Linked DNA regions of Homo sapiens: region 1 is linked to region 2. The links are chromatin loops, found by intact Hi-C in ENCODE. Cell type or tissue: breast epithelium. All regions are shown on one strand. Links, peaks and the distances in the headings refer to the core of each region. The heading gives the core; the rest is flanking DNA.

Region 1 (8,000 bases), core at 1-8,000, 130 kb before region 2:
GAAATGCCATTTTACCAGGACAGGAAGTAGGTGGCCACATTTTCCTTTCCAACATTTCAAACAACAAGGTGTATGTCCGACCCCCGATTCAACTTTCACAAACCTGCACTGAGCTCCTACCATCTACTAACCTTGAGTTCCTTCACACACCAGCTTGTTTAACCCACAACAAACATATCTATGAACACGTATGAAAGGTATAGAGTTTCACTGTTAAAAATGTTGTAAACCCTGTGGGGAAGAGGAAGGCTTCAGAAGCAGGATGGAATGAATGCTTCTGTAATGGGGTTCAGGTCTCAAATTTTAATATGTACACAAATTTATTATACAGCTCGGGTACTCAAAACCATGAAAACCTCACAGGAAATTTAAGAAATGTTCCAAGGGCAATTTGTGACTCAAAGGAAAGCTAACTTTAAATGCAAAACTCCATCTTCCTCTTCCACCCATAAGATGGACTTCCATCACACTCTGATTAGTGGAAGGAGTGACTCTCTCTGTAGAGGGAACTGCTACCCATGCCCAAGACCCAGTTTAAATACCATCTTCCCCAAGAACCCCTCCAGCCAGAATGAATTGGCTCCTTCTCAGTTAACCCTCTGAGCCTACTTTTTACCTCTATTATGGAGCTTTTCAGAGTTTACCTTTTATTAAGTTTGCCCCGGTAGAAGAACCCTTTAGTGAGACTGTTAATTCACTGAGGGCAGGGACTGTATCTTAACCACCTTTGAGTGGCCTTAGGGACTAAAAGCACTCACGATGTATTTGCTGAACTGAATGCTGATAGCAGGTTTGTCATCTTTGGCCCTAAAGTGAAATGGTGTATTTGTAAAAATATGCAAACATTTTCATTTGTTAAGGGCCCAAATTAAGGCAGAAGCTTTCAATTGCTTGAAAATAAAAACCCAACAATAGTTTATTCATAAATCAAAACCCAACAATTTTCACTACTACTAAAAATAAAAATGTTCCTTTCTCCCGGGTAAGAAAATTTTATTCTGCAAAATTTGCTAGACGTTTTTTGAGACGAAGTGTATTTGAAAACAGTAAAACTAAAGTTTTAAAATGTACAAATAAACGTGTTTTTAGCAATAAATCTATATAAATTTTGAAACTGTAGATACTGTAGCTAACCATAGCTAATAACCATCTGAGGAATAACAATACGAGGAATAAATCAATTATCTCAACCTAACAGAAGTTATTTACTGTCTTTATTAGGGGTTCTTGGCATATCAGAAGGATACTTATAACAAAGGCAAAAGAAAAATATGCATACACACACATATGTACACCTATATTACTTATATACATGTACTTGTGTATACTCCAAAGTTATCATTCCTTTTCTCTTGTTCTGGGGAAGTAGAAACAATAAGTAGAAATTAAGAAAAAATGCAAAAGAAAACAAATGACTAAAGATTTTCCGCAGTATACTGTTGCTGGTCAGCTTGCTGGCCAAAGAAAAGGGGCCCGAAAATGATCTGCCTTCTGAGAAAGACAAAAGCATGGAAGACAGCAAGACAGGCAGCAAAACAGAGAGCAGAACGGCACTGCAGACAACTGATTCAGGGAGTGAGGCAGGAAAGAGCCAGCGAGGGAGGAGAGAAAGCTACATACAGCAAGAGAAGATGTGGTGGCAGCCAGTGGTGGGAGGGGGAGACAGTTTCTCGACCACAACCCTTAGGGCCTCTTAGAAGAGTTAATATAGGAAAAGATACATCTGATATAAAGTCTCATGCCCTCCTCAATTATTATTATTATTATTTTTTTTTTTGAGATGGAGTCTCACTCTGTCACCCAGGCTGGAGTGCAGTGGCATGACCTCGGCTCACTGCAACCTCTGCCTCCTGGGTTCAAGTGATTCTCCATCCTCAGCCTCCCGAGTAGTTGGGATTACAGGTGCCCACCACCACGGGTGGGTAATTTTTGTATTTTCAGTAGAGACAGAGTTTCACCATGTAGGCCAGGCTGGTCTCGAACTCCTGACCTCAGGTGATCCACCCACCTCGGCCTCCCAAAGTGCTGTGATTACAGGTGTGAGCCACTGTGCCCGGCCTCCTCAATTATTTTTTATCATTACAGATTTAATCAAATAGTCACAGAAATGTAATCCACATTATCACCTAGTCTAGTGTCTCTTAGCCCAGAATCCAAGGCTGAATGTTAGGGAAGGTGGTCCACAAACCCTCTAAAATTACATATGAAATTGTATGTCTGTGAGTTTCCTAAAGAAAGGCCAAGGGAGTTCACCTAGTTCTCAGAAAAGGGACCATTGGAAGGTCCTTCACTCATAGAACAAGGAGACCGAGGCCTGGAGTGAGGAGCTAGAGAGCCAACCAAAGTTCTGTGGTACAAATCTCTTCCCATGGGCAGGTTCACATTCTATTTAAGGAGGGGTAACAACAGGAATTTAAACATCAGGCATGAGGTAAACAAACAACCAGTGGATGCCAATCAGCAGTGTCAACATGTGCACAGTCTACTCATTTGTTGACACAAGTCAGTAAATGGATCATTTGAAGCCTAATGCCAGTTGGACAACTCGAATTCAATAGTTGTATCTCCAAAACAGGGCAAATAACATAACCAATAAAAACTGTTTTCTAAGAACTTTAAAGGACATTGAGAAAATGCTCACACTATCACACACACAAGACTAAAAAAAATACAACAGAATGTAACTACTGATTACCTCTGGTACATGGTACTATTAGTGATTCTTTTTCTCTCTAAAGTCTTCTATATTCTGCAAGTTTTCTGCAAAAGCTTTCATCACTTCTTTAGTCAGAAATCAGTGAGCTGGATTATGAGATAATGGTATAGAGGAAGCTCATGCTGGGGTTCTAGCCACTCACTATGCCCCACAACAGCTGTGTGACATTAGAAAAAGTCACTTCACCTCTCTGGGCCCCACAGACTTTACCTGTAAAATGAAGGACTTACACCAAAAAAATCTTTCCAGCTCTATATATCTATAATATTAAGTATGAGAACTTTCCTTATTGATAATATCTGGGGAAAAACAAACCACTCAATGGAATGCACTGACCTACTATATACAAAAGAAAAACACAAAGACAAAAAAGTGGGTATCTTTCTAAACATGTCAGATTCTCATTTCCAACAGAGCAGGGGCTGAGCCAAGGAGCCAGCAGACAACAAGAACATAACAGAACTATAACGTGCTATCAGTGAAGAAGACTATGGGGGCAGGGGGGTGGGCAGTTGGGGGGGTGGGGCCTGCGCTCTCAGCTCTGGGAAAACCCACAGCACTGGCACAGCAGGGGGCAGTCCCTAAAGAAACCTCTGTTTCCAGATGAGGAAGCTAAGATGGGAGAGTCAGGCTGACGAAGGACACATCCCACTGTTTAGAGAAGGCTCTGTCTGCAGCCATGGAAGGTTTAAGAAGCTTCTCATTAAAGACAGCCCCACCCCCACCTGTAACATCCTCCCCCATTTCCCGGCCTTCATTTTTCCATAGGCTCTATCACCATCTGGCATCCTATTCTACTTTTCTTATTTAATGTCTGTCTAACCTTCCCTACCCGCAGGTAGAAAGCTCCACGAGGGCAGCATTTTTGCCTGTTTTGTTCATTGCTGTGTTCCCAGGTCCTAAAACACTACAGGTGCTGAGAAAATATACATTGAATGAATTTACTGAAGGCTCAGGATCCTCTCAGTTTGGAAATGGGGCTGTTAAGCTCTGGACACCAACGGTTTTTCTGTAAACTATCAATTTATTTTGATCGTGATAACAATAATTCAGTTAGCTAATGTCAATAATTTATTTTAGAGATGGAAACTTACAAAGCCAAGAGAAACATAATGTGCCTGGGATTTTTCTCAGGAAACTAAACTCCTGGTATGGGTTACCAAAACCTGGCCTCAATCTTGTTTCGCGTGATCTGTAACTGTTTTATCTCCCTTCCTCAGCTTTGAGCGCTGGTGAGGAGGGCAGGGGGCTATCCCCCTACCCCACCCCACGCCCGGCACAGTATTGTGTACACAGTAGGCAATCCATAAATGCTTGCTTCTAGAATAAATGATGAAGGTGCCTCACTTTGGTATGATTTATCACAGGAGTTCACAAGCTAGAATTTTCTCACTTTCCTCACTACATCACAAATGCTGAGGTTAAGGGCCAGAGAATGTATTCTTCGTGAAAAACATGATCAAAACTTTTTAAAAAGCGCTCAAGTTTTCCTTTCTAAATAAAATGCATCATTCAAGTATAACTAAAAGACAAATGTTCTTTTGTTCACTTCTCCCTGTCCAGCTCCCAAAGCAACCTAGCGGAAAACACAAATTGCCGCCCTTCAAGTTCATTGGTTTTGTAGACCTTATATTTGTATGTTAAACTTACTTAAAGCAAGTTCCTTCAGTGCTTACAAGGTGCAAAGCTGGTGGACCATCTCAATTTATAGGTGATGGAGATGGACCAAGCTGGCAGGAGTCGCAGTGTCACAGTTCACAGCAATTAGCTATCTAGCATCGGGGGTGGAGGGGACAGGCCGCCAGGCCAACTCTAGACTCGTACTTCTGCAAAAAGGAACACACTCTCAGGTTACAAGGGTAAAGTCCACCAGAAACTTTACAAAGGGAATTGTAGCATTTCCCCTAGCACTTCTGGCTGAATTTAGTTTGCATTTAGAAGACAATGACCGTGTATAGTAATAACAGCTCCCCAACAATCATCTGGAAGTCCCCTCTTCTAAAAAGCAATAGGTTATATCCCTTCCATAAAATAATATCATCAGCAGCAAAGATGATGTATCCCTTTCTCATCCTGCTGCCTAGAGGAGGGCCTTCTATTTCCTCCAAGCTCATTGTAACTGATTTCCTATGTGAACTTAAGAGACCGCCAAGAAATAGAAAACACTGCCAGATAGTTTTAGGGGCTCACACGTTGTTATTCCTGGGCCACACGTCCTAAGAAGTCAAACTTTTCCCCCTGGGTGCTTGTAAAATATGTAAGTAAACTAAATTAAACTTATTCACAGGTAGATATGCTACAAATAAAGGTGACTAGAGTTGGAGATATAAACATGGCAGGTGAGGAGGGTGAATGCTAAGGAAGGCCATCAAAGCCTCCCTTCTCTCTGCTGTCAAATCAAAGCACACATCATATAACTTAGAAGTAATCTTAGACTGTTCAGCAGCTTTATTAAAAGACCAAAGGTCACTGCAGCACCATCACCATCTTCACCACCACCACCGCCACCACCACCACCACCATCAATGGGTTTCTGTTACATTTCCAAATAACTTTCAAATTGCTTAAAGATTTGATTTTAAATGTTCTCATCACAAAAAAATTGATTAAAGTGTCAGGTGATAAATATTAGCTTGATATAATCATTCCACAATGTAAACACGTATCAAAACATCACATTGTATCCCATAAATATATACAATTATTTGTCAACATAAAATTTTAAAAAGAATTATACATGTAACACAACGGGTTTCATCTTCCCCTCCTGAACAAAGAAAAAAACTCTTCTAAGAAAAGTGTGGTTAAAAAAGACAGCGAGACGTTTAATCAAACTCTGAAAACTTGAACATTGGTGGATATGAACATTCCACTGGCCCATCTACAAAGAGCTAGGTCTTAAGCCCTTCTGTCGTTTCAAAAACAGGAGGTTAAATACAAAACAAGTGAGGTTTACGATGTTACATAAGCATTTAAGAACTCTCCAGACACGCTCTTCCATTTAGGCTTTGCCAAGACCTAAAGCTAGAAGTCAATACTTTTTTATTATAACTGCCACAGGTGAGCAAGAAAAACATTTAAGGGACCCCTGCACACACACTTGACATACATCCTTATTCAATTCAGTTCAATTTAACCCTCGATGCTCTTATGAATTAAATAGCTTATCAAAAGTTCACATAGTTACTATGCTTTGGAGTTATGTTCCAAAATTAACATAACTGGTAAATAATAGATCCAAATATTTTTAAGTTTTGTTTCAAACATAATTTTGTCTCCTTTTTGAGCATATATCTCCTTTGGGAGAGCCACAAAAAATATTGGAGAGTTGTCCAAGGCCTGAAAGTATTAAAAGATAACAGCATATAAAATTTTTTTTAAATTTAAAAAATAAAAACATTAAAAAAATTTAATGTTAACAGTAGTGTGTCAGAAATGTGAAACAAATGGCTTTTATTTTCCCTTCTTTCTACTTATCTGTATATTTAAAATTTTCCTTTAAAAGTATCAATTACTTTAGGCACTTTAAAAAAAATTTTTAAGTTATTTATTACCACTTGGGAAGTATTTTAAAATAATGTCCAGGAAAGTAGCAAATGCTTACAGGGTGCCTCCTTCAGAGCTGGGACCAGAGGCAGGTGAGCGAGGTATTCATTTCGGGAACAAAATATACAAGAGCACTAAAAACTCAGTAACTGAGATACTATTTTAATGAAATACTTAAATTTAAAAATAATACCTTCCAAAAGCCATGATAAACAGTCAAAACTTGAAATAAAGATAGGAACAGTATTCCAAGTTATTTTCTTTTGCCTCAAGTTCCAGTGGTACTGGGATAAGCACTGTATCTGGTCCTCCGTCCACCCTGAGACAGGTCTCTTATTTTACAAAGGAGGACAGCGAGACACAGAAGTTAAAGAACCGGTTCAAGGTCAGAGCTGTCACGTGGCAGAACTACTTTAAACAGATTCTTTAGAGGTAATTTTTACATTCCTTGACCAGACAGACAAAATCAACACCCATTTTTAAAGGTACAAGTGACCAGATCTTCAAATACCATCCACTGTTACTATAAAGACTTAAAACTGAAGCTCAACGTTCTTCTTCTTTAGAAGATAAGTAATACAGGGCAATCTGGGCAGAGGACCCAAACCCTACTGTATTGAAACCTTTTTTATTTTATTTTCTTGTGCACACATAAATGAAGCTCCTCATGGTTGAAAAGTATTGAACAGAGGGAGGAAAAGAGGAAATGCAGATGCAAGAGCAGGGATTCCTCCTCCCACATTAATTCCCCCGTGAAAGAAGTGGGGAAGGAATCTGGAGATCTCGCTCCCAGGGTAGGACGGCATCCCCATGTGCTGAACGGCAACCACTGGCCCGGGGCCACCCTTCAGCCACTGTCTTCAGGGCTGACACACCCTGGCCCTTCCTCACCACTCCCTGCCTCAAACCTTTGCAGTAAGAACACTGTGTTGCCTCCTGAAGCCTCACCTCATGTCTCCAGAAATGCTGTCAATCTGCAATGTTCGCCCACCTCTTCCTGATCTTAACCTGTCAAATGCCTACTCACCTTGGAAGGTTCTCCTCTTTCATGAGACCCTCCAGAATATTCCATCCCAAAGAATATTTTCCTCCTTGGTACTCCAGCAAAAGTGAGGTGAAGCCAAGACCCCTGTCTTGTAAGGGTTGCCAAACCTAGTTCTGCCTCAAGTCATTTTGGGAGCTTGAAAATTAATAATAATGATGATGATGATGATGATGATGATGATGATAATAATAATAATAATAATAATAATAATAATGATAATACAGATTCCAGGACCTCACCCAGAACTTCTGAATCGGAATCCTGAACTGAGCCTCAAGGATCTGAATTTTGCACAACTTCCCAGGTGAGACCTATGCTGCAGGCTTTTACCCACCCATGTTTCGGAATCACTGATCTTAATATAACTTAAGATACAGGAAGAACACCCACAATGTTTAAACACAGATCCAAGACAAGGAAACACGAATGGGTTCCCAGAAATATCTCTGCACAGATATGACACATATGAGGGTATTTGGCTGAAAGTGAGAGGTGGAGTGGGGTAGAGATTGAAGCCAAAAGTTTACCATCCTCCACAGGACAGAACACACACCTTAGCCTTATTCCAAATGCCATGGTAGACGTTGACTCATTAATGACTGATCATTTTCTATTTAACTGACTTTTTTAGAAAAAAGAAAATTTTATATAGGGTTCATGCTATACAAAGTCTTAGAATCACCATTCCCCCTC
Region 2 (8,896 bases), core at 439-8,438:
AAATACCAGGGATGTCCGTTGTCCAGTTATTCAACTATGAATAACAACCAAGGTCATATGTTCACAGGCAATGACCATTATCATGGTCTCTCTGTCAATAATGATTATCATGCTATCACTTTTAAGACAGATCCACATTTCTGTGGTGTAAAAATGCAGGAGGGAAATGTGCAACACAGTTTCTATTGCTATTCGTGTCTAGTGAACCTTTCTTAAAGCATAATGAATGCTATAAAACACATCTGAAGGCACTTTAGGGGATCCTAGGGTAGAATATTTCCTCTCACTCCCATTCAGCCATCCAGGGAGCGTTCCCATCTCACGAATAAAGTATGTAGTTTTCCATAAAACACACATTATCAAATAAAAGGAATACTTAAATCTAAGGTATAATTATATATAATTATATGGAACAAATATAATTATATAAATGTGTATTTTACATACACCTTATTATTATTGATTTACAAGGTTGTGATTACTTCGTTGGGGTTGCCATAGCAATGAACTTATTAAATAGAGAAATACTTTCATTTTTCAGCATTAAAAATGAATAATCAAAATCAACCATTGGACCTAATATATCCAACTCTTAATTATCTGCAATTATCAAAGATTAGTTGACCTTTGAAGATGATATACAATAGCAGCTTCTGGAAGAGAGGAGAAAAAGATTTCCCAAGGTGGTAGGACCACCACTATGGAAGGTGAGGAATGTGATTTGTGGGAGAGTCCAGTGGTTCCTTCCCCACTCCTCTTTTCCTACTCAAAACGATATCTTCTATTGGCCTAAAATTCTGTTTATTCATTAAGGTGATGGCATTTGCCTATAGGAAATCTCAGTTTGCTCCTGCTATAGCTTTTACAAATTCCATATATCAAAAGCACACTATATGCCAGGCCCTGGGCTTGGTGTTTTACACATAAAGCACAAGTTATCTACAAAAAAAAGCTTAAAATGAGTTAATTCAAGGAACAGCTTTCTAACTTAACGAGTTGTGTACAAAACCCTCTGGACCAAGATACTGTTCTCAAGCGGAGATCTTTTTTTTTTTTCTTTTTTTGAGATAGAGTTTCGCTCTTGTCACCCAGGCTGGAGTGCAATGGCGTAATCTTGGCTCACTGCAACCTCCGCCTCCTGGGTTCAAGTAATTCTCTTGCCTCAGCCTCCTGAGTAGCTGGGACTACAGGCGCCCACCAACATGCCCGGCTAATTTTTGTATTTTTTGTAGAAATGGGTTTTCACCATGTTGGCCAGGTTGTTCTCGAACTCCTGACCTCAGATGATCTGCCCGCCTTGGCCTCCCAAAGTGCTGGGATTACAGGCATGAGCCACTGCGCCCGGCCTCAAGGGGAGATCTTAAGGACATATGGGGAAATCGTGGAGTGTCAAATTTATTTGTTTGTTTTGACATAAGGATTGGGGCTGCTGCTGGCATTTTGAAGTCAGGAGCCAGGGTTGCTAGATTTAGGGCTCCCCTCCACGTAGTTGTTAATTTTTGTACCACACAAAGGCACTCAGCAAGGGAGTGAGTGGGGCTGAAAGTTCCACTTGCCAAGAAGAAAGTTGCGTCCATTTTGGTGAAGGGCTCCATGTTGGAAATCTTCCATCCAAAGGGGATGCCTTTTTATGATTTGTCTGCCCAGAGAAGGTGAACTTTTACAATTGAAATACAGCTGCCCATGCATGCTACCTGCAGCCCTGGCTACACATGCTGCAATGAGACAGGAAAGTACAACAATCCCTTAATTCTATCCAACTTTTAAATTTCTCACTGGTCATTCCTGTAAGTAAAAAAAAAAAAAAAAAAAAAAAAAAAAAAAAAAAAAAAAAAAAAAAACAGTTTAAAAATTATCTAAAAATGTAAATAAATAAAAAATTACCTAAGCCTAGACTCTAACCCTGTTTTACATACAAACACAAGGTATCTTTCAATCTTATTTTTTAAATTAACAATAGAATGACATTTTTGGGTTCAGTTTTCACACATGTATAGATATGTGTGTATGTGTAATTACTTACACAGCTAGGCTACAGGACAGTTACCTTACCACCAAACGCCACCTCTGCTTATCTATCTGCAGTCATCCTCCTGTGACCCCAAACCCCAAACCTGGCAATGACTGATCTGCCATCCCTTACGATGGTCTTGTCTTTTTGAGAATATTGTATATATTGAAATCATACAGTATGTAGCCTTTTCAAAGCAGCTTCTTTTACTCAGCATAATGCCTCTGAGTTTCACACAAGTTATTGCAAGAATGAATGCTTCATTTCTATTATTTCTGAGTTACAGTTCATTGCGTGGACGTACCACAGTTGGTTTATCCATTCATCCCTTGAAGGGCATTTGGATTATTTCCAGGTTTTGCCTATTATGAATACAGCTACAGTAAAATGTACATATATCGGTTTTATGAGCCAAAATATTTACTTTTCTAGAGTAAATGCCTAAGAGTGGGACTGCTGGGTCAGATGGTAATTGCGTGTTTAATTTTATAAAAATCTGCTAGACTATTTTCTGGAGTGACTATACCATTTTGCATTCCCACCAGCAACATATGAGGGTTCTAATTGATCCACATATTTGCCAGCACAGGAGTGACAGTATTTTTAAATTTATCCATCCCAATAGGTGTGTAGTGGTATCTCATTGTGCCTTTCCCTTGCATTTCCTTAATGGCTAATGCTGTTGAACATCTTTTCACTTGCTTATTTTCCATCTGCATATCCTCTCTAGTGGAGTGTTAAGTCTTTTATGCATTTTCAAATTGGGTTATTTGTTTTCTTACTCCTCGGTTTGGAAGAGTTTTTTTTTTTAATATTCTGAATATAAGTCCTTTGTTGGATATGCAATTTGAAAATTATTTGCTCTAAGTCTTTAGCCTCGTTTCATTCTCTTAATAGTGTCTTGCTGGGCATGTGGCTCACACCTATAATCCCAGCACTTCGGGAGGCCGAGGTGGGAGGATCGCCTGAACCCAGGAGTTAGAGACCAGCCTGGGACAAAGTGAGACCTCACCTCTACGAAAAATACAAAAATTAACCAGGTGTAGTGGCATGTGCCTGTAGTCCCAGCTACTTCAGTGGCAGAGGTGAGAGAATAACCTGAGCCCAGGAGGTTGAGGCTGCAGTGAGCCAATGTCACACCACTGCACTCCAGTCTGGGTGAAAGAGACCTTGTCTCAAACAAAAAGAAAAAAGAAATGGTGCCTTTTGTAGAGAAAAAAAAAAAAATTTTTTTTGAGACGGAGTTTCGCTCTGTCGCCCAGGCTGGAGTGCAGTGGCGCGATCTTGGTTCACGGCAAGCTCCACCTCCTGGGTTCACGCCATTCTCCTGCCTCAGCCACCCAAGTAGCTGGGACTACAGGCGCCCGCCACTACCCCCGGCTAATTTTTTGTATTTTTAGTAGAGACAGGGTTTCACCGTGTTAGCCAGGATGGTCTCGATCTCCTGACCTCGTGATCCGCCCGATTCGGCCTCCCAAAGTGCTGGGATTACAGGCGCGAGCCACCGCGCCCGGCAGAGCAAAAATTTTTTAATTTTGATGCCACTGCACTCCAGCCTAGGTGACAGAGACCCTGTCTCAAACAAAAAGAAAAAAGAAAAAAGAAATGGTGCCTTTTGCAGAGCAAATTTTTTTAATTTTGATGAAGTCTAATTTACTTTTTCCAGCTGGGCACGGTGGCTCACGCCTGTAATTCCAGCACCTTGGAAGGCCGAGGCGGGCAGATCACCTGAAGTCAGGAGTTCGAGACAGGTCTGGCCAACATAGTGAAACCCATCTCTACTAAAAAGTACAAAAATTAGCCAGGCGTGGTGGCACACGCCTGTAATCCCAGCTACTCGAGAGGCTAAGGCGGGACAATTGCTTCAACCAGGGAGATGGAGCTTGCAGTGAGCCAAGATCGTGTCATTATACCCCAGCCTGGGTGACAGAGCGAGACTCCATCTCAAAGAAAAAAAAATTACTTTGTGTTTTTGATGTCATGGAAAATAAGTCTTTGTGTAACACATCTAAGATTTTCACCATTTTGTGTTTTACATTTAGATCTATAATTTATTTTGAGTTAATTTTGGTACAAATCATAAAGTTTTTTTTGTGTGTTTTTTTTTTTTTTGCATATGGATGACCAAAGTTCCCAACACCAATTACTAAAACTATCCTTTCTCCATTGACTTGGCTTTGCATCTTTGTTGAAAATCAAATGACCATAATTGCCTGAAGGCTTGGAATCCAGAGAATAAAGAAAAGAAGGGGGAAAAAAAAAAGAAAAATGGCAATTTACTCCAAACTCTCTGTTAACAATTCTCCTTTTTTGGATGGAGCTGGAGGCCATTATTCTAAGTGAAGTAACTCAGGAATGGAAAACCAAATACCCTATATTCTTTTTTTTTTCTTTTTTCTTTTTTTTTTTTTTCCTATATTCTCACTGGAAAGTGGGAGCGAAGCTATGGGTCTGCAAAGGCAAACATAGTGATATAAGGAACCATGGAGACTAGGGGTGGGGAGTGAGGATAAAAAACTACATATTGGGTACAGTGTATACTACTCAGGTGATGGTGCACTAAAATTTCAAACTTCATCACTATACAATTTATCCATGTAACCAAAAACCACTTATACCCAAAAGCTATTAAAATACAAAAATATTTTTTAAAAATCAAACAAACTCTGTGAAAGGGCAAAACAAGCTGTCTTATCAGTGGAAGAAATTATAGTGCAACATTTGCCTACTCAACAATGTCAAACGATGTCAGATGGGCAGTGAAACATTGGGGAAATATTTGTAGCAAATGTGCCAAAGGTATTTATTGTATGTTATTAAAGATCTTGTGCCCATGAAAAATAAAGCAAGTTATAGAATAGAAAAGAAAAATCATATTTTACCCTAAACTCTCTGACTGTTAGGAATCCCCTTCTCAGTTGTTATAGCCAGAACTAGAGTGCTTTCCCTGAAGCTCTTTCTCTCCATGAGTGGGGCCCACTTCTGGGTTTAGTACTGCCCTGGGGCCAGGTCTGGGGAATACTGGAAAGGGCAATACTGGAAGGAACAAAACCAGGAAACTCTCCTCTGGTTTGAGCTCCAAGAAAAGCTCTCTAGTCTTGAACTCAAACAAATTTACAAGAAAAAAACAAACAAACCCATCAAAAAGTGGGCAAAGGACATGAACAGACACTTCTCAAAAGAAGACATTTATGCAGCCAAAAAACACATGAAAAAATGCTCATCATCACTGGCCATCAGAGAAATGCAAATCAAAACCACAATGAGATACCATCTCACACCAGTTAGAATGGCAATCATTAAAAAGTCAGGAAACAACAGGTGCTGGAGGGATGTGGAGAAATAGGAACACTTTTACACTGTTGGTGGGACTGTAAACTAGTTCAACCATTGTGGAAGTCAGTGTGGCGATTCCTCAGGGATCTAGAACTAGAAATACCATTTGACCCAGCCATCCCATTACTGGGTATATACCCAAAGGACTGTAAATCATGCTGCTATAAAGACACATGCACACGTATGTTTATTGCGGCACTATTCACGATAGCAAAGACTTGGAACCAACCCAAATGTCCAACAATGATAGACTGGATTAAGAAAATGTGGCACATATACACCACAGAATACTATGCAGCCATAAAAAATGATGAGTTCATGTCCTTTGTAGGGACATGGATGAAATTGGAAATCCATCATTCTCAGTAAACTACCGCAAGAACAAAAAACCAAACACCGCATATTCTCACTCATAGGTGGGAATTAAACAATGAGATCACATGGACACAGAAAGGGGAACATCACACTCTGGGGACTGTTGTGGGGTGGGGGGAGCGGGGAGGGATAGCATTGGGAGATATACCTAATGCTAGATGACGAATTAGTGGGTGCAGCACACCAGCATGGCACATGTATACATATGTAACTAACCTGCACAATGTGCACATGTACCCTAAAACATAAAGTATAATAATAAAAGAAAAAAAAAAAACCTAGAGCTCAATCTAATTGATATTTAATCATCTTCTTGAGATTAGAAAAGTTTTCTACATATTCCATTTTTGTTTTTTATACTTAGGCTTTTTTAAGTGTTAGGGCATCAAGAAGCAAAAGCTTATTTCATAATGCTAAGTAAAGAATAACTATCATAATGCAAGTATTGTGCTCACAAGTTTTTTAAAAATGCTATCAGGTTAACTAATTCAATTATCATTATAAATTTCAATATTTAATTGCAGTGTCAATTTGTCCATCTTATTGTTTATCTTGGCCTTTACATCTGTTATCCCTTCAACATTCTAATTAAAAAACCCACAAAAGAAAAAAAAAAAAGAAAAAAAAAAGCTCTCTAGTTCTGGCTATAGCAACTGAAAGGGGGATTCCTAAATTCTGGCCTTTTTAACCAATCCATCTGCTACTATTTACTTTTTAGAGTCCTCCAACAGCTATTCCATGCAGATTTTATAAATGCATTCAGTGAGTAAGACAGGATAGGATATGCTTTCTCCATCTTACCCACGTCCAGAACTCCTAAACACAGGGCATTTGTTTACACTGTTTTAATATAGACTGAAATTTTCAGAAATGTACCTAACATGTAAAATCAGGAAATATTCTATTTTATTTTGTTATGAACTATACAAAACTGTGGCCTTCATCTTCTAAAGTCACCAAAGGCAGTGTCATCCATGGCATTTGGGTTGCTAGCAAAACACTCCCATTTGAGCCTGCATTTGTAGCTTTGTATTTCTAGAAATTGTAAATATACACCCGTTCTTTTTTATTTATTTATTTTTTTGAGATGGAGTCTCACTCTGTCACCAAGGCTGGAGTGCAGTGGCACGATCTCAGCTCACTGCAACCTCCGCCTCCCAGGTTCAAGCAATTCTCCTGCCTCAACTTCCTGAGTAGCTGGGACTACAGGCGTCCGCCACCATGCCTGGCTAATTTTTTGTATTTTTAGTAGAGACGGGGTTTCACCGTGTTAGCCAAGTTGGTCTTGATCTCCTGATCTCATGATCTGCCCACCTCGGCCTCTCAAGTGCTGGGATTACAGGCGTGAGCCACTATGCCTGGCCAATTTTTGTATTTTTAGTAGAGACAAGGTTTCACCATGTTGGCCAGGCTGGTCTCGAACTCCTGACCTTAAGTGATCCACCCGCCTCAGCCTCCCAAGCCTTTTTTTTTTAAAAGGAGTCTCACTCTTTTGCCTAGGCTGGAGTGCAGTGGTGCCATCTCGGCTTACTGCAACCTCCGCCTCCTAGATTAAAGCAATTCTCCTGCCTCAGCCTCCCGAGTAGCTGGGATTACAGGTGTGTGCTACCACGCCCTGCTAATTTTTGTATTTTTCGTAGAAACAGGGTTTCACCATTTTGGCGAGGCTGGTCTCGAATCCCTGACTTCAGGTGGCAGCCCGCCTCAGCCTCCCAAAGAGCTAGGATTACAGGCGCGATATACCCGAAAAGCTATTAAAATACAAAATATTTTAAAAGAAAATAAATGCAAAAATTTTTTAAAAAATATTCGCCCAGCCAGAATTCTTTATGACTACTACTTTGTGTTTTGCCTGAGGCATCAAAATATTGAAATATGTATTATTATAAATTACTTAACTTTTATTTTCCTTTGTATTATACGTCAGGCATCATCTTGATATTTTTGAAATGATGTGTTTTAGCAGATTAAAGGTGGCTTTAGATCTTTTGACACTCAACCTTCTAGAAGGTGCTCTGGGAGGTGGCCAGGCATCTCATTCTTCACGCAATTTCAGGGACTCTTCATGTGTTTCTTGAGCAGGGTGATCTCAGGGTAGTTGGACTTCCAACTGGCAGCTCAAGGCCGTGAGTGTTCCCAGAACTCCAGATGGCAGCTGCAAGAATTCTTATTGTAGCAGGACGAGCCGCAGACAAAACTCCTCAGACACTGAGTTAAAGAAGGAAGGGGTTTATTCGGCCGGGGGCATCAGCAAGACTCCTGTCTCAAGAGCTGAGCTCTCCGAGTAAGCAATTCCTGTCCCTTTTAAGGGTTTACAACTCTAAGGGGGTGCGCATGAGAGGGTCGTGACAATTGAGCAAGCAGGGGGTACGTGACTGGGGGCTGCATGCACCGGTAATTAGATCAGAACAAAGCAGGATAGGGATTTTCACAGTGCTTTTCTATACAATGTCTGTAATCTGTAGATAGCATAACCGATTAGGTCAGGGGTCCATCTTTAACTACCAGGCCCAGGGTGTGTCGCCGGGCTGTCTGCTTGTGGATTCCATTTCTGCCTTTTAGTTTTTACTTTTTCTTTCTTTGGAGGCAGAAATTGGGCATAAGACAATATGAGAGATGTTCTCCTCCCTTATTATGACCTAGCATTCGAGGTCTCAAAACCACATGATCTTGATCAAGCAAGTCACTAAGGAGCATTCTAGAATTAGGGGAGGTTAAGGACAGTAGCTGCCCAGAAAGGGCTGATACCAGGAATGGCTTGTTGATAGGACAATGACCTGGAGGGCCAAGGCTCCCCAGACTCCAATTAATGAACAAAATGCTTTGCATTGGGTGATTCTTGATAATTCATAAAACAAATGGAGAGGAAGTCCCTTTCATTGGGTGAATCTGCATGCAGTGTCCTTGGTATATTTCTTGACCTGGAGCAGAGCTGCCAGGGATTTCCTTTGAATGCCTATATGCACAGAGCAAATAGATATTTATTCAGTATCGCAGTGCTAAGCATTATGAGTGATGGAGTTATATCTTGTCTCTGCCCTTGAAGGCTACAATGCTATTGTAAAAACAGGTATACCAGTATTTGTAAATCAAGCCATATGCAAAAATTGCCGTGAGAAAGAGTTGAAGAGCTGTATGAACCCAGAAGAAAGAAGTATCTCTTTTCATGTCTGA

What was found. Hi-C counts contacts between places; a loop is a spot of excess contacts. Peaks named below come from ENCODE experiments on the same cell type or tissue, not always from the same donor. Only the 100,000 strongest peaks of a DNase experiment are listed, where the experiment ranks them.
Region 1: it touches region 2 in a loop (4-fold over the local background); 1 of 110 quality-filtered maps calls a loop at or near these places.

What each region holds. Positions count from the first base shown.
Region 1 is chr13:98,981,858-98,989,857 of GRCh38, forward strand. It overlaps a transcript of DOCK9 not described here. Among named protein-coding and RNA genes, the nearest start is that of DOCK9, 7.8 kb to the left of the region's middle. In breast epithelium, for the core only: no CTCF peak of the experiment used is centred there; no DNase peak of the experiment used is centred there; H3K27ac peaks cover 800 bases.
Region 2 is chr13:99,110,552-99,119,447 of GRCh38, forward strand. No RefSeq gene overlaps it. Among named protein-coding and RNA genes, the nearest start is that of DOCK9-DT, 28 kb to the left of the region's middle. In breast epithelium, for the core only: no CTCF peak of the experiment used is centred there; no DNase peak of the experiment used is centred there.